2 separate regions of the Homo sapiens genome follow, and region 1 is linked to region 2. A link is a loop called in an ENCODE intact Hi-C map of the cell type or tissue named here. Cell type or tissue: A673. All regions are shown on one strand. Links, peaks and the distances in the headings refer to the core of each region. The heading gives the core; the rest is flanking DNA. Region 1 overlaps NUP160 (nucleoporin 160). Region 2 overlaps FNBP4 (formin binding protein 4).

Region 1 (12,474 bases), core at 2,471-10,470, 69 kb after region 2:
AGTTGCACATATTCAATAAGATTCTGAAAAGTCCATTGTTCTGGAACAGCATGGGACTCCAGAAATTAAAATATCATTAAAAATTCTTTTAGTTTTCAAATAAAGCTATTTTTCATTTCAACAAATATTTTTGAATACCTGCAATATGTAAGGCGCTTTCAGAAGAACAGCCTTGCTCTAGAAAAACCTGAACATTAATCTTGCTAAACTGGTACTAAGCAGGTTGATATAATGTTATTGTGAAAGCAGATACTGAGAGATCTTTAATAATTTTTATTTCCCTTCCTATATGATTCAAGAAAATAAAGAATATGCAAATATGTTTTACTATTAGGAATGTTAAGAACCTGCCTATGAATAAACCCCATCTACTTTTTTCCAATGAAAATCAGCAAGAAACCAAAGAAAATTCTAAGTAAAAATGGTACAAAAATGTTAGACATTCCACAGTGATTATATTGTAAAATATAATCTTAAAACAATCTCACATTCCGCTCACATTCCGTTCATTTTAGCTGTTCTGATAAATAATTCATTGATAATGTAAGTCCAAATTAAGATACATTCTACAAAAATGACTGACCTACATGCTTCAAAAATATCAATGTCATCAAAGGCAAAGTGAGGCTCCAGATTAAAGGAGCCTAAAGACATCGCACAACTAAATGCAGTGTGTATTCTAGATCCAGGGTGAGGGCAGTATGTGAGGGATGCGCTATAAAAAACATTATTGGCCAGGCGCAGTGGCTCACGGCTGTAATTCCAGCACTTTGGGAAATGGAGGTGGGTGGATCACCTGAGGTCAGGAGTTCAAGACCAGCCTGACCAACATGGTGAAACCCCGTCTCTACTAAAAATATAAAAAAATTAACCGGGCGTGGTGGTAGGCACCTGTAATCCCAGCTACTCGGGAGGCTGGGGCAGGAGAATAATTTGAACCTGGGAGGTGGAGGTTGCAGTGAGCAGACACGGTGCCACTGCACTCTACCCTGGGCAACGGAGTGAGACTTCATCTAAAAAAAAAAAAAAAAAAAAAGGAGCAGCTGCGGAAGCCCAGACACCAGGAAGGTGAGATCTTCCACACAGAAAAAGAGAAATACGAGATTACAGAGCACAGTAGGATCAATCAGAAAGCTGTGGACTCACAAATTTTACCAAAAATCAAAGCTATTCCTTAGCTCCAGGGCTACCTGTGATCTGTGTTTGCCCTGACAAATGGAATTTATCCTTACAAATTGCTGTTCTAAATGTCTTAAGAAGAACCTAATTAAATAACTGATGACATTAAAAAAATCATGATGTCTTTAACTTCCTCCCAGAAGGACCAGCAAAAACAAACAAGTAAGTAAATAAATAAATAGATATTGAGAGAGAGAGGAAGGAAGGGGGAAGAAAGGAAAGGAGGGAAGAGGAGATAAGAAAATGATGTAAAATATTAACAGTTGGGGAATTTGGATGAAAGGTATATAGGGTGATATTCACTGCGTTAATGTTTTAACTTTTCTGTAGACTTGACAAATTTTACATTAAAAAGTTGAATGAAGAAAAAAGAATTCACCAGGATATCATTTGATAACTTCTAAATGTAATTTTTTTTGAGACAGGGTCTCGCTCTGTCACCTAGGCTGGAGTGCAGTGACATGATTTTGGCTCACTGCAACCTCCACCTTCTGGGTTCAAGAGTAGCTGAGATTACAGGCATCCGCCACCATGCCCGGCTATTTTTTGTATTTTCAGTAGAGAGGGGATTTCACCATGTCGGCCAGGCTGGTCTCGAACTCCTGACATTAAGCGATCCACCTGCCTCAGCCTCCTCAAGTACTGGGATTACAGGCGTGGGCCACCGCGCCCAACCCTAAATGTAAATTTTAGTCCCCTCTTTAAGGACTTTGCATTTAATTGAGGGGATGTGGGACAATCTAACCACAGCTAATGCGGAATATCATCTATTATACTCATAACCTAAGCACATTTAAGCAGTCAGAATTTTGCTCTAAGAACTGAAATGTGGAAAGGGAGAAGGCTAATGGTGAAATAGCACAGGAACTCAAACCCAGTCTCAAAAATTCATGCTGTCTCTAGTGAAAAAGCTAATTTCCTTTATTTATTTATGAGACGGAGTTTTGCTTTTCGCCCAGGATGGAGTGAAGTGGCGTGATCTTGGCTCACTGTAACCTCCGCCCCCCGCCCCACCCTGTTCAAGCAATTCTCCTGCCTCAGCCTCCTGAGTAGCTGGGATTACAGGTGCCCACCACCACATATGGCTAATTTTTGTATTTTTAGTAGAGAAGGGGTTTCGCCATGTTGGCCAGGCTGGTCTCGAACTCCTGACCTCAGGTGATCCACCTGCCTTGGCCTCCCAAAGTGCTAGGATTACAGGTGTAAGCCACTGCGCCCAGTGCTAATTTCCTTTATAATTGTACAGAAGATGCACACAGAATGCCATTTTAGTGGCAACGCCTTGAGAAAGTTCTAGAATGGAAGCAAGGGCCTATCTTCAAGGTAATCTTCACAAGGTTTAAGCTAATCTTGTACTTAAACACATATTAAAAATTACCTAAGTCCAACACACAATATTTTGGTAAAACATGATTAAACTAATAAGGCTGTCTGCAAGATACTGTCTGGTTACATTGCTCACCCTTGCGGTAATTGTGGCGATAGATGTGAAAGGCATACAGAAGTTCATAGTAATTGTGAGTCATAAGGTCCACAGCTCTAGCACGTGACTCAATTATTCCCACAACCTAGGGAAGGGGAAGCAATCAGATAACTAAGTCAGTAGCAATCATGGCAACCACCATACTTGTTGAAAGCCATCACTGGATAAGTAAAATTACCTCATTATGCAGATTCACATAGGGAAACTCTACAAGATCCTGTAGCTGTGAGCGTTCACAAAGAACTACCACCAACTGCCGTAAACAATCTAATTGCCTAGAAGGAAAGAAAGGAATATGAGGGCAAACTATCTTAGTAGGTTAAACAGAGTTGGTAAATTGTCTTCTCTAAAAAAGGCCATGAAATTACCTGCTGGAATCAGGAATTTGGGTTAAGGCTTCATATGCTTGGCTATTGTGACCCAAATCCAAATGATGTTTGAAAATACATGTCCTTAGAGTAGCCTAAATATCAAATGTAGATCAAATATCAAAAAGAGCAATAGAAATGAACATACCACACCCACAACAAACCTTAAAGAAAACAACCAAATTGCAGCCAATTCTTACCTGACTTTTCCAGTCATCACCTGCTTCAGTTATGGCTGATGTAGCCAACTGAATAACCAGTTCAGGCAAACCAATGACATCTAGTAGTCGTAAAACCTAACGAGAAATAGAAGAAATTTCCATTAAAATTAATATTGTAATGTACTTCAAACTCAATTATGGTTTAAAATTATTGAGAAAGGTTAAGTAGGCCGGCATGGTGGCTCACACCTCCAATCCCAGTACTCTGGGAGGCTGAAGCAGCAGGATTGCTCAAGGCCAGCCTGGGCAATATGGCAAGACCCCCATCTCTACAAAAAAATTTTTTTAAAAATTAGCTGCGTGTGGTGGCATGCGCCTGTAGTTGTAGCGACTTGGGAGGCTGAGGTGGAAAGACTGCTTGAACCCAGGAGTTCAAGGTTGCAGTGAACTTTAATCCTGCCACTGCATTTCAGCCTGGGTGGTATAGCACGACCCTGTCTCTATCCTCAGTGCCTAGTATACAGTAGTCTCTCCGTAAATACTTGTTGAGGCTGGGTCTGGTGGCTCACACCTGTCATTCTGACCAACACGGCGAGACCCCATCTCTATTATTAAAAAAAAAAAAAAAAAGCAAGCTTGTTGAATGAAAGAATAAATACGATTTCACTACTAACTGTTCAAGTCACAGATGAATGTAAAGAATAGTAAATAAACACCATAGTTTTATAAAAACCCTAAAGATAATTTACTAAATGACTGACATAATCCTTTTTTTTTTTGAGACAGGGTCTCTGTCAATCAGACTGGAGCACAATGGTGTGATCTCGGCTCACTGCAACCCCTACCTCCTGGGTTCAAGTGATTCTCCTGCCTCAGCCTCCTGTGTAGCTGGGATTACAGGCATGCCCCACCACGTTCAGCTAATTTTTGTGTTTTTAGTAGAGATGGGGTTTCACCATGGTGGTCAGAGTGGTTTTGATCCCCTGACCTCAGGTGATCTGCCTGCCTCAGCTTCCCAAAGTGCTAAGGTTACAGGCGTGAGCCACTGTGCCCGGCCTGACAAACATTTTTGATTGTCCACCCTGTCAACGTCTGCCCGCTACCCTAACCATGCACATTTCCCTATCTCATATACGTGCAATTCTCTAATACATATGTATGATACATCCAAAATACGCATTTATAAAGGATGAAGATAAAATAAAAAGTTTTAAAATTATTTTTATTAATTTTTTGAGACAGGGTCCTGCTCTGTTGCCCAGGCTGGAGTGCAGTGGCATGATCATAGCTCAGTGTAGCCTTGACCTCCTGGGCTCAAGTGAACATCCCATCTCAGCCACCTGAGCAGCTGGGACCACAGGCATGCACCACCATGCCCAGGTAATTTTTTAATTTTTTGTAGAGATGGGGTCTTCCTATGTTGTCTGGGCTAATCTCAAACTCCTAGGCTCCAGTGATCCTCCTGCCTTAGCCTCTCAAAGTGTTGGGATTACAGGCGTGAGCCACTGCACCCACTATAATGGACCTGGAAAATTCTTATCTTCTAGTGACATCATAGCCACCGCATGTATCGCTCACGTGTTTGTGGTGATGCTGGTGTAAACAAACCTACTGTGCTGCCAGTCATATAAAAAGTACAGCATGGCCAGGCACTGTGGCTCATGCCTATAATCCCAGCACTTTGGGAGGCCGAGGCAGGTGGATCACTAGAGGCCAGGAGTTCGAGACCAGCCTGGCCAACATGGTGAAACCCTGTCCCTACCAAAAATACAAAAATTAGTGGGGTGTGGTGGTGCACACCTGTAATCCCAGCTACCTGGGACACAGAGGCAGGAGAATCGCTTCAACCTGGTAGACGGAGGTTGCAGTGAGCCCAGATCGCACTACTGCACTGGGCAACAGACTCCGTCTCAAAAAAAAAAGGAAAAAAAAAAAAGTATAGTATATACGATTATATAAAGCACATAATACTTTTTTTTAATTTTGAGACAGGGTCTCATTCTGTCACCCAGGCTGTACTGGAATTCAAAAGAATTGTCATTAGTAGGAAAGTAGAGGGTTTTTTTCTTTTTTTTTTTTGAGGTGGAGTCTTGTTTTGTCATCCAGGCTGGAGTGCAGTGGCACGATCTCAGCTCACTGCAACCTCCGCCGCCTCCTGGGTTCAAGTGATTCTCCTGTCTCAGGCTCCTAAGTAGCTGGGATTACAGGCGCACACCACCACGCCCGGCTAATTTTTGTACTTTTAGTAGAGATGGGTTTCACCATGTTGGTCAGGCTGGTCTCGAACTACTGACCTCGTGATCCGCCCACCTCAGCCTCCCAAAGTGCTGGGATTACAGGTGTGAGCCATCGCGTCCGGCCAAGGGTTATTAAGAGCTACAAATCTACTTCAGTGTAAATTCATTTATCTAATAAGCAATTAACAAAACAGTGAAGACTGCTTCTGTGGCATTTACTTTCTGGTGGGAAATCCAGATAAATTCTAGTCTAAAATATAAAATCAAGTATGGTGAAATGTTATACAATCTGGAAGTGTGCACAACAGGATGAATAAAAAAGCTTTTCTGCACAGGCCAGGCAGAGGGCACTATCTGAGGAGGTGACAGATAAGCAGAGACCTGAATGGAATGAGGGTGTGAGGAAGGGCATTTCAGGCTGACAGAACAGCAGGCAGAAAGGCCCTAAGAGAATAGAGCATGCGCTTGACTTGAATGAGACAGTAAGAAGGTCACCATTGTTACAATGGAGTGACCAGAGGAAAGAGGGGCAGGAAACAGGTCAAGAGGACCCTCAAGTCCAAATTATAAACTAAGGCTAAATACAGCATTACTAGTCAATTCCCAGAAATATCAGCAAGACTAGTAAAGTGCAAATTAAATAATAAAATTCTAATGGCAACTGGGCTAATAAAATACCATGACGAAAATTTCATTTCAGTTAAAAGTATTTATTACATTTCACCATTTAACCCTAATTATAGATCCTGGGAAAAAATTTTAACTTAAAATATGTTTCTTTAATTTCTTTTTGTTTTTTTTTGGAGACGGAGTCTCGCTCTGTCACCCAGGCTAGAGTGCAGTGGCACGATCTTGGCTCACTACAACCTCCACCTCAAAGTTCAAGTGATTCTCCTGCCTCAGCCTCCCAAGTAGGTGGGATTACAGGCACCCGCCACCACGCCAGGCTAATTTTTGTATTTTTAGTAGAGGCAGGGTTTTGGCATGTTGGCCAGGCTGGTCTCAAACTCCTGACCTCAGGTGATCTGCCTGCTTTGGCCTCCCAAAGTGCTGGGATTACAGTCATGAGCCACCGTGCCCGGCCATGTTTCTTTAATTTCTCTAGGCAAATTCATTTTTTTTAAATTTGGAAGTTCAGGGAGCAACTGAATTTTTATAGTATTTTTCTCCAAAAATAGCAAAGCAATGTATTTCAGATGTGTTTTTACACAGGGTGGTATAAGGCCAAACCAAGACATGATGTACCTTGTCATAATACTGCAGCCTGGGGGTAGACACGATCTCCCCATCCTCTGAGCGAATCAAGCGATCCAAGAATTCCTCTTTGCCTACTTCAGATGCTGCCTGACAAAAACATTCCAGAGCCTGGAGAAATAAAATATAAAATGACTTGTAACAGATCATTCAAATTCTAGGTGCTATGAATCAGGGGTTCACATGTAAGGGAAAGCCAAAAAAGAAACAAGATTACTTAACATGGTCTACTCTATGTATAGTTTCTGACACATATGAATTCTATGTGATGCATTCATATTTTTAAAAATGTATCTCACACTTAAGTGCTACCAATTAAAAAGTAAACATTGGCCGGGTGGGGTGGCTCACGCCTGTAATCCCAGCACTTCGGGAGGCTGAGGCGGGTGGATCACGAGGTGAGGAGTTTGAGACCAGCCTGACCAACACGGTGAAACTCCATATCTACTAAAAACACAAAAATTAGCCGGGCGTGGTGGCGTGCACCTGTAATCCCAGCTACTCAGGAGGCTGAGGCAGCAGAATCGCCTGAACCTGGTGGGCGGAGGTTGCAGTGAGCTAAGATCATGCCACTGCAGTCTAGCCTTCCAGCCTGGGTGACAGAGCAAGACTGTCTCCAAAAAAAAAAGAAAGTAAACCTTAATAAGATGATTGACACATACATACATAATAAGGCAACTGTAGCAATATGTTAACAATTGTAGAATTTGAGTGATAGGTATATACTGTTCACTGTAAAAAGTCTTTAAACTTTCCTGTCTGTTTGAAAATTTATGTAATAGAACATCAGGGAAAAAATTAAAACTTTAAACTACATAACGAGAAAAAAGCAGCATAAAACAATAAAAAAAATGTAATTAATAAGTAAATTTGGGCTGTGTGCAGTGGCTCATGCCTGTAGTCCCAACACTTTGGGAGGCTGAGGTGGGCAGATCACTTGAGCCCAGGAGTTCGTGACCAGCCTGGGCAACATGGGAAAACCCCATCTCTACAAAAAATTAAAAAATTAGCCAGGAATGGTGGCTCACGCCTGTAGCCTCCAAGTACCTCAGCTACTTGAGAGGCTGAGGTAGGAGAATCACTTGAGCCCAGGAGGTTGAGGCAGCAGTGAGCTGTTGATTACACCACTGCACTCCAGTCTGGGTGACAGAGCAAGACCCTGTCTAAAAGAAATAATAAAATAAGTAAATAAGTTTGATTTATAAAAATGTATCCTGGCCAAACGCGGTGGCTTATGCCTGTAATCCCAGCACTGGGGGAGGCCAAGGTGGGAGGATCGCTTGAGTCCAGCCTGTGCAACATAGTGAGACCCTGATTTTACAAAATAATAATAATAATAATAATAATAATAATAATAATAAAAGGAATCTCTAAAAACACACAGGGGCAGGAGAGTTCTAATATTTTCTTATGTTCCTGAGTCCTATCTAAATTGCAGAATACAAGAAAGTAGTCCTTACATGTATATAATGCCTTTGACTGGCATTAGTACAGTCTTCTTTAACTTTATGTAGAGGATTCTATGTCTCCCATCCCCTAAAACCTAGTCAAATGGAAGCTAAGCAACTTCCTTGCGTTAAAGTTTATAAAGTTTATTTGCCATTCAAATGTAGTTTACCTTCTGTCCTTCTCCTGTAACTAGGTAACACCTTCCCAGCATAAATCGACAGGAACCAACATTGACTTGACACCAGGGATGTAGCAGTTGAATATAATCCTTAAAGGCATAAAAGGTGCTTTCTGATTAGAAAATAAATGTTACTTAAGGAGATACTCATTCCCAAGTTATTCGTCACAGAGGATGAAAAGACAGTGTTTGAACAAATGTTTTATTTCCTGACATAATTCTGATATTAAAACCTACCCCTGTTGCCTTCCTTCTTCATCCATTCCCCCTTTCCTTACACAAACAGGAGTCCAGTAACACACATACACATACTTTACATCTCAGCAATTTTCCAATTTTTGGTATTTATTGGTTCAATGACTAGATTCCAGTAAAGGATTTATATGAAAACAATAGTACATTTGAATTACTATGAAGAAAACCTAGCAGAGACAAATTCTTAAAAAGACACTCTAGAGGCCAGGCACGGTGGCTCATGCCTGTAATCCCAGCACTCTGGGGAGACGGGTGGATCACCTGAGGTCAGGAGTTCGAGACCAGCCTCGCCAACATAGTGAAACCCAGTCACTACTAAAAATACAAAAATTAGCTGGGCGCGGTGGCACGTGCCTGTAATCCCAGCTACTCGGGAGGCTGAGACAGGAGAATTGCTTGAACCCAGGAGGTGGAGGCTGCAGTGAGCCAAGATCATGCCACTGCACTCCAGCCTGGGCAACAGAGTGAGACTCCGTTTCAGGAAAAAAAAAAAAAGATACTCTAGAAAAAATCACGTTAGGAATTATACTGTCCAGAGAGAAGTAGAGAAAAATCTCTCTCTTTAAAAATTTATTTTATTACTTTCTTTAAAAGCCTTTAGAACCAGGTATTCTCTCAGCCAAGTACTAACCATGCCCAACCCTATTTAGCTTCGTAGATCAGACAAAATCAAGCAAGTTCAGGATGGTATAGAAATAGAGAACAATCTCTTTGGGGTATGTCTTCACATAATCAAGTTTAAATTATTGTGGTTCTTTAAAATGCAGTTAACATTTACAAAGAAAAAAATTCAGCAATCCCATGCTTTACAAGAATGTGTAGACATGAAATGTTCAAAGGAACTCACCTGCAATTGTACATATTGGCAATTTCCCATCAAACATTCTAGAAAGAGACAACCAGGATTGCTAGGCCATCTAGTCATTGGTTAAGGATATTTCTTAATTTTTGTTGGCAAATCTTAAACATATACATTGGGCATCAAATTCAGAAAAGTCCATAAAATAGCTTAATTTACATAAACAAGGCAGAGAAGTTGGCCAACCACATGTTCTTTCATCATCACTAGAATACAGTTAAACAGTTACTTTTATACCAGGAGACTTGTTATAGTGCTTAGAACTCAGATAACTATGGAATAAAGCATCTATTTCACCAGGCACGGTGGCTCACTCCTGCAATCCCTGTACTTTGGAAGGGTAAGGTGGGAGGACTGCTTGAGCCCAGGAAATCAAGACCAGCCTGGGCAACACATAAGAGTCCTGTCTCTAAAAATAAATAAATTTTTAAAAGCCTGTATTTCATTCCTGGGTGTTCATTTTCAATTCCAGCTGGTGTACCGCAGAACACAGTATTGGTGCCAGTGGACATCCAGCACATAACATGGTACCTGGCATATAGAGTCATTCAATAAATATTTGTTGAATGAATGTCTTTTTTTTTTTTGAGACAGAGTCTCACTCTGTCGCCAGGGCTGGAGTGCAGGGGCATGATCTCAGCTCACTGCAACCTCTGCCTCCAAGGTTCAAGTGATTCTCCTCCCTCAGCCTCCTGAGTAGCTGGGACTACAGACGCATGCCACCAAGCCCAGCTAATTTTAGTATTTTTTTGTAGAGGCGAGGTTTCACCATGTTGGTCAGGCTGGTCTTGAACTGCTGGCCTCAAGTGATCTGCCCGCCTTGGCCTCCCAAAGTGCTGGGATTATAGGCATGAGCCATTGCAGCACCCAGCCAAATGAATAATGTCTTTTTTTTTTTTTTTGAGACGGAGTCTCACTCTGTTGCCCAGACTGGAGTGCAGTGGCGCAATCTCGGCTCACTGCAAGCTCCGCCTCCTGGGTTCATGCCATTCTCCTGCCTCAGCTTCCAAGTAGCTGGGACTACAGGCGCCTGCCACCATGCCTGGCTAATTTTTTTTTGTATTTTTAGTAGAGACAGGGTTTCACCGTGTTGTCCAGGATGGTCTCGATCTCCTGACCTCGTGATCTGCCCGCTTCTGCCTCCCAAAGTACTGGGATTACAGGCGTGAGCCACTGCGCCTGGCCGAATAATGTCTTAAAACAGACCTAGGTATTTCATTACATAGGCAGAATAAGAACCTTAGACTATTTAGATAGAAGAGAGCTGCTTTTTTTTTTGAGAAGGAGTCTTGCTCTGCCGCCTAGGCTGGAGTGTGGTGGCGCGAGCTTGGCTCACTGCAACCTCCACCTCCCAAGTTCAAGCAAGTCTCAGCCTTCCGAGTAGCTGGGATTACAGGTGCAGGCCACCACGCCTGACTAATTTTTGTATTTTTAGTAGAGGTGGGGTTTCACCATGTTGGCCAGGCTGGTCTCGAACTTCTGGCCATAAGTGATAAACCTGCCTCCACCTCCCAAAGTGCTGGGATTACAGGTGTGAGCCAACATGCCCGGCCAGAAGAGAGCTTTTCACTGGCTTCTAAATAAAAGGATACAAAAGCTGCAATAAATAACTGGTAATTGCAGTAATCATTTCAGGCCAATTCAATCCAGTTTGGCTCAGAGGTGCCTTTGGCTGAGAGAAGAGGTGAGATATAATGTGTTTTCTTGCAACTTCTTGGAAGAATAACTCCACAATAGTCTGAGGACTAGATACTTAAAAAGAAAAAGTTATGACAGTTTTGTGTAGTGGTAATTATCAATTTTCAATTAAAATAGTCTATCAATTCATTTTATGCTTGTAACAAACAATTTAGCACTTCAAAACAGAAAATGTATCACGGGTATATATCCAGTGGCAATATAAATAAAAGTAGTCTGTAAATTGTGAGGCACTATAAAAATGCAATAAAAACACCATTCACATCAAAGTTATAGTCATTTCTTTTCACTGATCTCACAAGACTTAAGTGCCTTCCCTAGAAATTCTTCATGATAAATACAATTAGCCCCAGGATTTCAACTTTTATACCAGAACAATACAAAATAAATTCTCCAGAATAATGGTTTTCAAACATGAGGGATACTTTTAAATATCTGTTGACTAAGATTACAAAAGTTACCATGAACGAATAAATTTTTAAATGATTTTGTTAATCACTGGAGCATCAAAACAGAATGGGAAAGCAGCTATACACACACACACACACACACACACACACACACACACACACACACACACACACACACACACACATATATATACCATATCCTTAACATATGCCTGATCTGGTACTACAGTTTCACAGACCCCATGCCACAAACGGAGATCTCAGGCCACAGCTTACTCATGCCTTCTGAAAGCAAAGAGCCTAGCCAACCTTTCTATGGCAAAGGTGGCAAAAGACCACTTTAATGAATATGCAATAAATCCCCAGTTTAAAATGAAATGTGTACATAGTCCACTCCTTACCAAACCTATTTGCCATTAAAGCACCAGAGTCTGTTAATTCCAGTACTGATAAGTGTTGGAGATTAGACTCCCTGTGAGAAAAGGGGAAAAGACAGCTTAGTAAATTCTCCTATGCTAAACATTACTTCTACAAGCTCTTCTACGAAGAACACTGTCAATTTAATTAATAAATTGCACATAAAAGCTCCACTGAAAGCACAAAAAAAATTGGAAATCATTATAATATAGATTGTTGCCCATAATATCACTTCGTGACCCTTCAATGAGGAGCCAGAGCAAACAGGATGGTTTATCTTATTGAAAATGTGAATCTCGGCGGGGTGTGGTGGCTCATGCCTGTAATCCCAGCACTATGGGAGGCTGAGGCGGGTGGATCACCTGAGGTCAGGAGTTCAAGACCAGCCTGGCCAACATGGTGAAACGCCACCTCTACTAAAAATACCAAAAATTAGCCAGGTGTGATGGCAGGCGCCTCTAAACTCAGCTACTCTGGAAGCTGAGGCAGCAATATTGTTTGAATCAGGGAGGTGGAGGTTGCAGTG
Region 2 (12,474 bases), core at 1,288-9,287:
GCCTCGCGAGTAGCTGGGATTACAGGCCCACACCACCACATCCAGCTAATTTTTGTATTTTTAGTAAGAGAGGGGTTTTCGCCATGTTGGCCAGGCTGGTCTCAAACTCCTGACCTCAAGTGATCTGTGTGCCTTGGCCTCCCAAAGTGCTGGGATTACAGATGTGAGCACCTGGCCTCTGCTTTTGTACTTCATAAGCACTTCAAATTCTCACATACAATGTGTCTCCCTCAAACTTTGTTATGAGGTCAGCACATTACCCATCTCACATGAAAATAAATAATAAAAATACTCCAATCTCCAACTAAGTTTATTCAAATTATAAAAGCTGTGTCATAGAAATGACAATTATCTCCTTTATCTTACGAAGACCATCAGAAAATTCTAGTTTGAATACACATGGATGTCGTATTACAATGATGCTTCTCCTTGCTTTTAAATTTAACTTAGTTAGTATTTTTGCTGTTTAAGAGAATATTTAAGTCTGAAGCCCAAGGACAGATTAAAGTGGTATATACAGCTCTTTTTTTAGATGGACTCTTGCTCTTGTTGCCCAGGTTGGAGTGCAATGGTGTGATATTGGCCCACCACAACCTCCGCCTCCTGGGTTCAATGATTCTCCTGCCTCAGCCTCCCGAGTAGCTAGGATTACAGGCATGCGACCACGCCTGGCTAATTTTGTATTTTTAGTAGAGGCGGGGTTTCTACATATTGGGTAAGCTGCTCTTGAACTCCCGACCTCAGGTGATCCTCCTGCCTCAGCCTCCCAAAGTGCTGGGATTACAAGCATGAGCCACCACACTTGGCCTACGCAGCTTTTATTACGTGCTCAAAGATTTAAAAGCTACAAGCTTAAAACTGAATATGTTATGAGAATACAAATTCTTAATTTTTTTTTAAGACGGAGTCTTTAAGCCTGTTGCCCAGGCTGGAGTGCAGAGGTGTCATCTTGGTTCACTGTAATCTCTGCCTCCTGGGTTCAAGCGATTCTCCTGCCTCAGCCTCCCGAGTAGCTGGGATTACAGGCACCCGCCACGACACCTGGCTAATTTTTGTATTTTTAGTAGAGACAGGGTGATACCATGTTGGCTGGTCTCAAACTCCTGACCTCAAGTGATCTGCGCGCCTTGGCCTCCCAAAGTGCTGGGATTACAGCCGTGAGCTGTAATTTTTCCTTTTTCTTTTTGAGACAGGATCTCACTTTGTTGTTCAAGCTAGAGTGCAATGGTGTGAATATAGCTCACTGCAGCTTCAACCTACCAGGCTCAAGTGATCCTTCCCACCTCAGCCTTCCAAGTAGCTAGGACCACATACTCGTGCTACCAAGCTAGGCTAATATTCTGCAAAGATGGGGTCTTGCCATATTGCCCAGGCTGGTTTTGAATTCCTGAGCTCAAGTGATCCTCTTGCCTCAAACTCCCAAAGTGCTGGAATTACAGGCATGAGTCACTGCACCTAAGAACCTTGCTTCTGTAGGCGTCTTTTTTTTTTTTTTTTTTTTTAGATAAAGAGTTTTGCTCTGTCGCCCAGGCTGGAGTGCAATGGCATGATCTTGGTTCACTGCAACCTTCGCCTCCCAGGTTCAAGTGATTCTCGTGCCTCAGCCTCCGAGTAGCTGGGATTACAGGCAGCTGCCACCACGCCCAGCTAATTTTTGTACTTTTAGTAGAGGCAGGGTTTCACCATGTTGCCCAGGCTGGTCTTGAACTCTTGACCTCAGGTGATCCACCCGCCTCAGCCCCCCAAAGTATTGGGATTACAGGCATGAGCCACTGCACCCGGCCTAGGCATCTTTATTTCTATGTATAGAAAGCCTTCCTTAATTTTCCCCCCAAAGAGAAATTATTGTTTAGTATTTTGAATGAAGAGCTCAGTTTAGCAATTTAAATCAAGAAATTATACAAATTGTTCCATGGAGATTAAAAAGAAAAAGGAGCTCAACTTCACCTAAGTGACATAAGCCCAATATAAAAGATATGTTGGATATCTTGAACCCAACTCATCTTTAGAATCCACTCCATCTTTAAAAACATAATGTTAAATTCAAACACTGAAACAACAAATAATGATTAAAAATGACTTAGAAAAATAAATAGAACTTTGAAACTTCTTGGCTTCTCACAGTGTAATTTTGCACCCCTTCCCCCACTTTATTTTTGAGACAGGGTCTTGTTCTCTGTCGCTCAGGCTGGAGTGCAGTGGTACAATTATGGCTTACTGCAGCCTCAAAATCTTGGGCTCAACCAATCTTCCCACCTCAACCTCCCAAACAGCTCGGACTACAGGCGTGGGCCACTAACTATGCCTGGCTAACTTTTTAAAACAATTTTCTGAAGAGACAGGGCATTGCTGTGTTTTGTTTTTTCTCTTCTTTAAAAGATAGCTGGTTTTAACCACCACTGAGCTGATTAAGAGCTCTCTTTATTAGGCTTAGAACTGTTGATTATTGCTCTTAAATCTCACAGAACTTAGTTTAAGATTTGGATTTTACTTCGATCAAGTTTATCCTGCAATTCTAGGGGTTCTCAATAAAGAGAGGCTTAAGAATATAACCTGTTTTATCAGTGGCTTTTTCCTACACTACAACTAGTTCTGTTTTAATTAAATAGGAATGGCTCAAGAGCCTCCTTTTACCAGACAGTATCAACTATGTGTGTCATAAAGGGAGAAAACAGCTTAATACTCATCTAAAGTGTTCACAGAACATTCAGAATTGGTAACAGTGGAATTTTCAACTTTGGAACATATAAGGGATGTTGACAGTGGTCAGGAGTGGAGCCACCTATCCAGAACTACGATCAAGCCTCTTCAGTTCATTAACTGCTAAAAAGCAAACAAAAAGAACCAATATATTATTAGTCATGTCTATCACTGCTACCAAAAGAGAGGAAAAATATTCAAAAGAAAATCTCTTCATGTAAAAGGGAAGTGAAATGCCCTGTAACTTGAGAAAATGCACTTCTAAAATGTGAAGTAGAATAAAATCAGCCTTTTGCTATGTTCTGAAATTATCACTGCAGTTGTATGTGACCTGCTGACGATTTCTAGGCTATTTAAGAAGTTAACAAAATCATCTGGTACACAACCAGTTTCATTTGGTACATTACTAGTGCTTTTCTACTATCATCAGGGAGCCAGTAGAGTACAAGCATCAATTTCGATAAGTTTTAGACAAAAGAATTCAGCTCTTAACTCTGTTATTGACAAATTTCACTTTTTAAAATTTTCAAAGATCTATTACTTTAGAAACGACTCATAGACTCTTGCCTTCATATGCCATCAGTTTAACAAATAGCTACCAATTCTTAAGATTAACAGGTGGAAGTTTCTTTACACATTGGAAACTTTTTAAAAACTAAAGGAACTGAGGAGCATGAAAGCCTATCTTTTAAAAAATGTATGTAACTAAACTAAATTCTTCCAAGAGTACCTTAAAAATGGAATGAGACATCCTATTGCCAATTGTTTTAGACCAGAAGATTGCTGGTGATTTTTCATGATCAATTATTTTGCTTCTCTGAAACAAGTACTAATGGCATTTCTTCATATCATTTTGATTTGTACCAACCACGCTTTTTGTAAGATTAGTGGAGGTGAGAAATGAGGTTGCAATATGAACAGACTAAGTGTTGTATAGAAATGTATAACAAATCTCAGCATGCCACATATATTGACAGTTCAACTATCTAGTTCCTCAGCACAAGCATTCCTATTTTTGGAGACCCACAGCTTAGTCAGTGGCATGATAGAATGGTTATAAAACAATTTTTTAAAATCAAAATCTGTTAGCCTATCTTTTCACTTTGGGGCACAGTTTTACACGTGATAACAATAGTATGCTGATTTCCAACCATAATAACTCATGCATTCCTTGTTTTAGTTCACACCACTATTCTCAATCAGAAGCTTATATTATTATGACATAAAATCTTTTAATAATGTAAATTAATAAGATTTTTCCTCTAAAGTCATTTTGGCTGAATTAGTACAAGGTAAATTGTCTCACCTGTGGAAGTTTCAGAGGATTCTGTTGAATTTGAATCAGTGCCAGTTTTGTCTTTCAAGGTCTGTTTGGCAAGAGTCTCATCTCTATTTTCTTGTGCTTGGCTTTCTTCTTCTTCCTCTTCACCATCTGGAAACTCCCACTGAGACTCGCCCGACTGTTCGTTTACATAGAAATACCGTCTATGATCCCTAAATTACAAGAAAGAAAACACATGTTTTAAAACCCGTTCTCCTACAAAGACACTTCCATTTGGTCCTGTCCCAGGACAGCAGTCTGCTTTCACAGGGACGAACCTCTTAATGGACTGCTATTCACAAAGGCAACAAAGAGCTTTGACAATTGAGAATGGAGAACCAAGGATAATTCAAAGCTATTTGCACTGCCAGCAACTCTGTGAATACAGCCCTGAACCCTCTCACTCCAACAGATGAGACTTAGAAAACACTTTTCTCTTTTTTTGTGATTTGCCAATGCATAACAGGGTTTCAAGTTTCATTAATGAAGGGACTCAATCGCCTAGAACACTAATTTCCCTTCCAAAGAAGAGAACAACGAAGTTTGTGAAAGGTGACTCTTCCCCTCTTGGACCGTGGAATTCACATTTCATATTCTTGATATCAAACACAGTGAAAGCTAAAGAGAGGGAGAGGATCTGGGAGCTGAAAAATAAAAGAGCAAAGATTTCAAATAACGAAAAAAAAATCAAGAAAAGCCAAATATATAAAGAAATGTTTTCATCTGACCTGCTGGCAGAGGATAGTAATCTTGTTCTTCATTCACATCTTCAGCCACGAAGTTTTCCTTAACTTCACCGAGGTTAATCAGGAGTAGTTGCTTCCAGAGGTCCTGTAAAGCGCACAGAGCTCTCGCATGCGCTTAACCCCCAAGCCCGCCCTACTCCGTGCAACACTCTGGAGAGTAAAAACCAGCTTTGTCCATATCTTGGGAAAAAATCCGTTACATGGAACACTTTAAACATTGCTTTTGTTTCTCCAATGTGTGGCTGGCCAAACTTTGTGCTTGCGGTGCTTTGCCTGCCCAGCACCGCTAACTGCAGCTGCTCTCAGTCTCCAGACAGGCTGTCATGTCGTCAGATGGTGGTGATCACAAATCATGTCTGAGATGTCAAAGGTGAAAGGTGAAAAGGGGAGAAGAGTGCGTACCTGTCCCAGTGGCAGGACCAGCCTTTAGGAGTGGCGTTTATTTCATACTGTTTTAGTTGTTCTGCTGCATCCTGAAGTTTTCGTTTAAGGTAGTTTCCATTAAGAGCCCCTTCCCGCCAGTCTGCAATTCGAGTCTAGAATAAACAGACAAATAAGTTAAAGACTTATTATTACATGTCAGGAGACACAGGCAAAGGGGATATAAACCTTCTGCTCCAAGACTATATCCCTGTGCTCTGGCAGGACAGTAGACCAGAGAGGAAAATAAACCCCATCTTCATCTCATAAAATAATCTTAAGGCCGGGCATGGTGGCTCACGCCTGTAATCCCAGCACTTTGGGAGGCTGAGGCGGGTGGATCACCTGAGGTCAGGAGTTCAAGACCAGCCTGGCCAACAAGGTGAGACCCTGTCTGTACTAAAAATACAAAAATTAGCTGGGCTTGGTGGCAGGCGCCTGTAATCCCAGCTACTCGAGAGGCTGAGGCAGGAGAATCAACTGAACCCGGGAGGCGGAGGTTGTGGTGAGCCGAGATCATGCCATTGCACTCCAGCCTGGGCGACAAGAGTGAAACTCCGTCTCAAAAAACATCCCAAGTACGCAGCAGAGTTCTGAAAAATGAAATTGGGCTCCAGTATATTTTAACACTACCAACTCTCCAATATGTGTGAAAATGAGTAGTAGTAGTTTTGTCTTCCCTTTTGGACTTATTAAGATTGGTTTCCCCAGTAGTTTTACTTTTTTTGGGAGATAGTTCACTTATTCCAGTACTGTTAGTAATCACAGTTAAGGATTCAGTTCTTTTTTTTTTTTAGAGACGGACTCGGACTCTGGCTCTGTTGCCCAGGCTAGAGTACAGTGGAGCAATCTCTGCTCGCAACCTTCACCTCCTGGGTTCAAGCGATTCTCCTGCCTCAGCTTCCCGAGTAGCTGGGATTACAGGCATGTGCCACCACGCCCGGCTAATTTTGTATTTTTAGTAGAGATGGAGTTTCACCATGTTGGTCAGGCTGGTCTCGAACTCCTGACCTTGGTGATCTACCTGCCCCGGCCTCCCAAAGTGCTGGGATTACAGGTGTGAGCCACCGTGCCTGGCCAAGGGTTCAGTTCTTAAGAAAATCAGTCAGCTTCCTACAGGAGCTCCTTACCTAATCCTGCCCTGCCATTTTGTAAAGTATGCAGGTTACAAATAGGACTCAACTTTTCTCTTTAAACAGACTTATAATGCTTTAACACTTACAAAGTACCTTCAACATTACATGGCCTCATCTGACCATGATAATATAATTTTAATTTGTGAGAAAAAAGTCTATTTACTGTGCTTTGGTTAACACAGTTTTATTTCCTGGATTGTCGGCTCAAATATTCTTCAAGGTTAAAAATTTAAATTTAGGCTTAAAATGTAAGCAAGACAGAATCGTTAACACATACAGCATTTCATTCAAACACTTAACTGTTTATGCCAAAAAAAAAAAAAAAAAGACTTACCTCAGTCTGTAAGAGCAGCACATGAAAGTTGGAGATGGATTGTCTATTAATGCCTAGAAACTCGAATTTACTTGTCAGGGTATTTGCCAGTTCTCCAATCTGAAACTACAATGCAAAAAAGAAAAAAAGTAAAACTAGAATCCGTAACATTTTCTGTATTATGTACAATCCTTCATTTATTCTTATAGATATTAGAAATATGGGTCTGCCTATAAACAGCCTTCCCCAAACAGCTGTATTTAGTTATCCAGAATATAAAATTCTAATTTATAGTAACATAATACACATAACAAAGTGACAAATAATGACAGGAATCAAATGCATATCTACATAATCACAATGCATTTTAAAAATTATTCAAAACAATTATTTTGTTTCAGACAAAGGTCTTGCTATTGCCCAGGATGCTCCTGAACTCCTGGTCTCAAGTCAGCCTCCTGCCTTAGTCTCCCAAAGTGCTGAGATTACAGATGTGAGCCACTGTGCCCAGCCCATCATAATGCATTCTAATACAACATGGAATTCAATAGTTGCAAATGGATCCCAATATTGAAAAGCTAAACTCAAAGAGTAGAATTAGAATGGTGGTTGCTAGGGGCTGGAGACAGGGGAATATGGGGAGATGTTGGTCAAAGAATACAAACTTTCAGTTATAAAATAAATTTTGGGGCTGGGTGTGGTGGCTCACACCTGTAATCCCAGCACTTTGGGAGGCTGAGGCAGGTGGATCACAAGGTCAATAGATAGAGACCATCCTCGCCAACATCGTGAAACCCCACCTCTACTAAAAATACAAAAATTAGGTGAGGATGGTGGTGCACACCTGTAGTCCCAGCTACTCGGGAGGCTGAGGCAGAAGAATTGCTTGAACCTGGGAGGTGGAGGTTGCAGTGAGCCAAGATTGTGCCACTGCAATCCAGCCTGGTGACAGAGCAAGACTCCATCACCCCAACACCCCCCCCCCCAAAAAAAAAGGAAATCTAAAGCACAGCATGGTGACTACAGTTAACAATACCTGAAATTTGTTAAGAGTATAGATCTGATGTATCATCCCCACATACAAACACAAGACAACTCTCCAAGGTAACGTGATATGTAAGTTACTTTACCTGGTTTGTGATAATCATATCATAATATATACATATAACAAATTATGACATAGTACATGCAAGATATATGTATAGTCAACTACAGCTCAACAAAGCTGGAAAAAATAGATCCTGAATGATATAAATACCAATATTGTCAAATTGCCATTTATCCATTAATTGCTTATATTAGCCACCTGCTGAAGCCTGAAACAAAATTAATTATTCCAGTCCCTTCTACTTGGTTGTTCCCTAACTAGTAACTGGATACTCTTTCAAGTCAAAAGAATATGTTAAGTGGTTTTTCCAACAGACCACCCTTAAATAGCTAATACTTATTTGGTCTAACTCTCCCATGAGATTAGGTTAGAAATGCAATTCAAACTAAATTTGCCTTTGTGTAAAGACAAGTATTTCACACAGGAATTAAATCTGTGACTTTTCTCCCAAACTAGAGAAGCCTATAAGCTACTGCTTCTCAAACAAGAGGCTTAATTTGAAGAAAGCAATTGAGCAGTTAGAATTTTAGATAATTTCTCAGTATCAAGTCAGCCTTAATTATTTCAGACTTAAATATGATCTTTTCACCTAACCAAGTAAACAATTTAGGTTTGGAAACAGTAAAGATTATTTTTACTACTTGTTAACAGAAAGCAGTTTAATAAATGGCATTAAAAAAAAATGGGGCCCGGTGCGGTGGCTCATGCCTGTAATCCCAGCACTTTGGGAGGCCGAGGCAGGTGTATCACGAGGTCAGGAGATCGAGACCATCCTGGTTAACACGGTGAAACCCCATCTCTACTAAAAATAAAAAAATTAGCCAGGCGTGGTGGCGGGCACCTGTAGTCCCAGCTACTCGGGAGGCTGAGGCAGGAGAATGGTGTGAACCCAGGAGGCGGAGCTTGCAGTGAGCCGAGATCATGCCACTGCACTCCAGCCTGGGAAACAGAGCGAGACTCCGACTCACAAAAAAAAAACACTTGCCAGGCGTAGTGGTGGGTGCCTGTAATCTCAGCTACTTGGGAGGCTGAGGCAGGAGAAGTGCTTGAACGTGGGAGGCAGAGGTTGCAGTGAGCCAAGATCGGGCCACGGCACTCCAGCCTGGATGGCAGAGCAACACTCTCTCTTGGGAAAAAAAAAGAAAAAAAAAAAAAATTTGGCGGGCCGGGCGCAGTGGCTGACGCCTGTAATCCCAGCACTTTGGGAGGCCAAGGTGGGGGAATCATGAACGCCAGGAGTTCGAGACCGGCCTGGCCAACATGGTGAAACCCCGTTTCTACTAAAAATACAAAAATTAGCTGGGAGTTGAGGTGCGTGCCTGTAATCCCAGCTACTGGGGAGGCTGAAGCAGGAGAATGGCTTGAACCCAGGAGGCAGGCAGAGGTTGCAGTGAGCTGAGATCGTGCCACTGCACTCCAGCCTGGGTGACAGAGCAAGACTCCGTCTCAAAATAATGATAATAATAATAAAAATTTGTCAAGTTGCATTAAGTAATATACATACTTTCAAATCCTGTTCTTCTTCTACTTTTGGTGTTGTCTGTACTTTTATTTTCTCTGGAGATTCTTCTACTTCCATCTCTTTATCTGAATTCTCATCTATTTTTTCTGAATTTTCAGCACCAATTGCTGTAAAAAAAACATGTAAAATTAAACCAAAGTACCAATACTTATAGAACACTATATACCTTTTCCCCCATAGCAGATATCTGCAAAAGATTATTAGTTCTTTCTCTCTTGCCTGTTTTACTTACTTGTTAAAACTCTTCAAACATGTCAGCCTACTGTCTATATAACCCAAAAACAATTCAGGGCCGGGCACAGTGGCTCATGCCTGTAATCCCACCACTTTGGCATTTGGAGGTGAAAAGATCACGAGGTCAGGAGATCGAGACCATCTTGGCTAACACAGTAGAACCGTCTCTACTAAAAATACAAAAAATTAGCCACGCATGGTGGCATGTGCCTGTAGTCCCAACTGAGGCAGGAGATATGCTTGAACCCGAGAGGCGGAGGTTGCAGTGAGCCGAGATTGCGCCACTGTACTCCAGCCTGGGTGACAGAGTGAGACTCCATCTCAAAAAATAAATAAATAAAATAAAAATCCTTTATAATCAACTTTCTTAAAATACATCTATAAGTAAAATTTACTTTAGCCTATCAAATTACCCTTAAGTTTCTGCTTTCCCCTTCTCCTTAACATCTTTTCTAATCTTCTCTTCCAGAATACCACTGCTTCAATTACTTATAATAGCTAGACAGCAAACCTGAGTATGTAAGAATTCTTTAACAAGTTGCAGGGGAAGGTGCTCAAAAGAGCAACATTATTAGCATTATTATTTTTTAGAGACAGGGTCTCATTCTGTCGCCCAGGCTGGAGTGCAGTGGCATGATCTCGGCTCACTGCAGCCTCAACCTCCTAGGCTCAACGGATCCTCCCACCTCAGCCTCCCAAGTAGCTGGGACTACAGGCAGGTGCCACCGTGTTCAGCTAGTTTTTGTATTTTTAGTAGAGATGGGGTTTCACCATGTTGCCCAGGCTGGTCTCAAACTCCTGGACTCACGCAATCTGCCTGCCTCAGCCTCCCAATGTGCTGGGATTATAGGTGTAAGCCACTGCACCCAGGCTGCATCATAATTTTTTTTTTTTCTGAGATGGAGTTTCGCTCTTGTTGCCCAGGCTGGAGTACAGTGGCGTGATCTTAGCTCATTGCAACCTTTACCTCCCAGGTTCAAGTGATTCTCCTACCTCAGCCTCCCAAGTAACTGGGATTACAGGCATGTGCCACCAAGCCTGGCTACTTTTGTATTTTTAGTAGAGATGGGGTTTCACCATGTTAATCAGGCTAGTCTCGAACTCCTGACTGGTGATCCGCCCGGCTAGGCCTCTCAAAGTGCTGGCATTACAGGCGTTAGCCACCACGCCCGGCATGCATCATTATTTTCAAACCATCTGGTAACTTCCTTCCTGAACTGGTGAAGACCTACAGACATCTATATTGAATCCACCTACTTAGTTGGTGCTATTGGTAATGGGAATCTCCAAAAGAGAAGAGGTCTACCAACTTAAAACGGAGCACACAATATGAACTCTTTTATCTTTGCTTTCCAACACCTGCATACTCAAACTAATTCACACAGTCTGAATGACTGCCAGTTAAAAAGCCAAAAATGGCCGGGCATGGTGCCTCACGCCTGTAATCCCAGCACTTTGGGAGGCCGAGGAAGGTGGATCACCTGAGGTCAGTTCAAGACCAGCCTGGCCAACACGGTGAAACCCTGCCTCTACTAAAAATACAAAAAATTAGCTGGGTGTGGTGCTGGGCGCCTGTAATCCCAGCTACTCAGGGGGCCGAGGCAGGAGAATCGCTTGAACCTGGGAGGTGGAGGTTGCAGTGAGCCGAGATTGCACCATTGCAGTCCAGTCTGGGCAACAAGAGCAAAACTCCGTCTAAAAAATCATCATAATTTTTTAAAAAGCCAAAAATACCTCAAATGTGAAAACCGTGACTTTGGGTAATCCTTCATCTTCAGGATTAAAAGTAAAAATGTAACTTTAAATAGCTTTTAATATTTTAAACTTTTTTTTTTGAGATGGAATCTTTGTCGCCCAGGCTGGAGAACAGTGGAGCTATCTCGGCTCATTGCAATCTCAACCTCCTGGGTTCAAGCAATTCTCCTGCCTCAGCCTTCCAAGTAGCTGGGGCTTCAGGTGTTTGCCACCATGCCCAGGTAATTTTTTTTTTTTTTTTTTTTTTTTTTTTTTTTTTTTTAGTAGAGACAGGGTTTTGCCATGTTGGCCTGGCTGGTTTCAAACTCCTGGCCTCAAGTGATTTGTCCACCTCAGCCTCCCAAACCGCTGGGATTACAGATGTGAGGCACGGCGCCTGGCTTTTTTTTTTTGAGGCACGGTCTTACTCTGTTGCCCAGGTGGGAGTATAGTGGTATGATCACAGCTTATTGCAGTCTTGACCTCCTCCAGCCTCATTTTTTGTTTTTTAGTAGAGACAAAGTCTCACTATGTTGCCCAGTTTGGTCTCGAACTCCTGAACTCAAGTAATCCCCATGCCTCAGCCTCCCAGAATGCTGGGATTAAAGCTGAGCTATTGCATCCGGCCTAAAACTTTTTATTAAGTCCTTAACCTTATAATATAATAGCCTGGCTCTCCTTTTACCTGATCGTTAATATTCCCTCTTTATTATCAAATTGTCTGAAACAAAATCTTCCCACTAATCCCATTTATTAATTTTTAATGCCATTATATATTAAAAGTCTTCTATCTGGTGGCAGGTCCAAGAATTTAACAATTTTAAGGATGGCTAGAGTTAAAGACTAGAATGTTTTGGAGGGCAAGTACACAGGCTCTATTAAATTAGAATGCACACACCCCTTTGACCTGGCAATATACCACTAGGAATCTTTACTGCTGTGAAACTAGAATGTACATAAAATATATTCATCAGGATGTTACCACAGTATTATTTATTGTGAAACAGGTTAACAAATGCATATAATATAAAGAATAAAATTAGCTCAGTGAGGTGGCACAAGCCTATAATTCCAGCACTTTGGGGGAGCGAGGCAGGAGCATCAATTGAGCCCATGAATTCAAAGCTGCATTATGATTATGTCAACTATATTCGGCCTGGATGACAGAGTAAAATCTGTCTCCTTTTTCTTTTGAGATGGGAGTTTTGCTCTTGTTGCCCAGCCTGGAGTGCAATGGTGC

Evidence for each region. Peaks named below come from ENCODE experiments on the same cell type or tissue, not always from the same donor. Only the 100,000 strongest peaks of a DNase experiment are listed, where the experiment ranks them.
Region 1: it touches region 2 in a loop (2.4-fold over the local background); 21 of 110 quality-filtered maps call a loop at or near these places.

Annotation. Positions count from the first base shown.
Region 1 is chr11:47,795,138-47,807,611 of GRCh38, forward strand. It overlaps NUP160 (nucleoporin 160), which reads right to left. Exons shown (of 36, transcript NM_015231.3): 19 at 11,933-12,003; 20 at 11,016-11,175; 21 at 9,412-9,481; 22 at 8,301-8,399; 23 at 6,674-6,793; 24 at 3,231-3,326; 25 at 3,031-3,125; 26 at 2,841-2,937; 27 at 2,642-2,747. It also overlaps the pseudogene RNA5SP340. Among named protein-coding and RNA genes, the nearest start is that of FNBP4, 34 kb to the left of the region's middle. In A673, for the core only: no CTCF peak of the experiment used is centred there; no DNase peak of the experiment used is centred there; H3K27ac peaks cover 542 bases.
Region 2 is chr11:47,727,368-47,739,841 of GRCh38, forward strand. FNBP4 (formin binding protein 4) reads right to left here. Exons shown (of 17, transcript NM_015308.5): 9 at 9,249-9,373; 10 at 6,658-6,762; 11 at 5,170-5,303; 12 at 4,007-4,194. Among named protein-coding and RNA genes, the nearest start is that of AGBL2, 18 kb to the left of the region's middle. In A673, for the core only: no CTCF peak of the experiment used is centred there; no DNase peak of the experiment used is centred there; H3K27ac peaks cover 523 bases.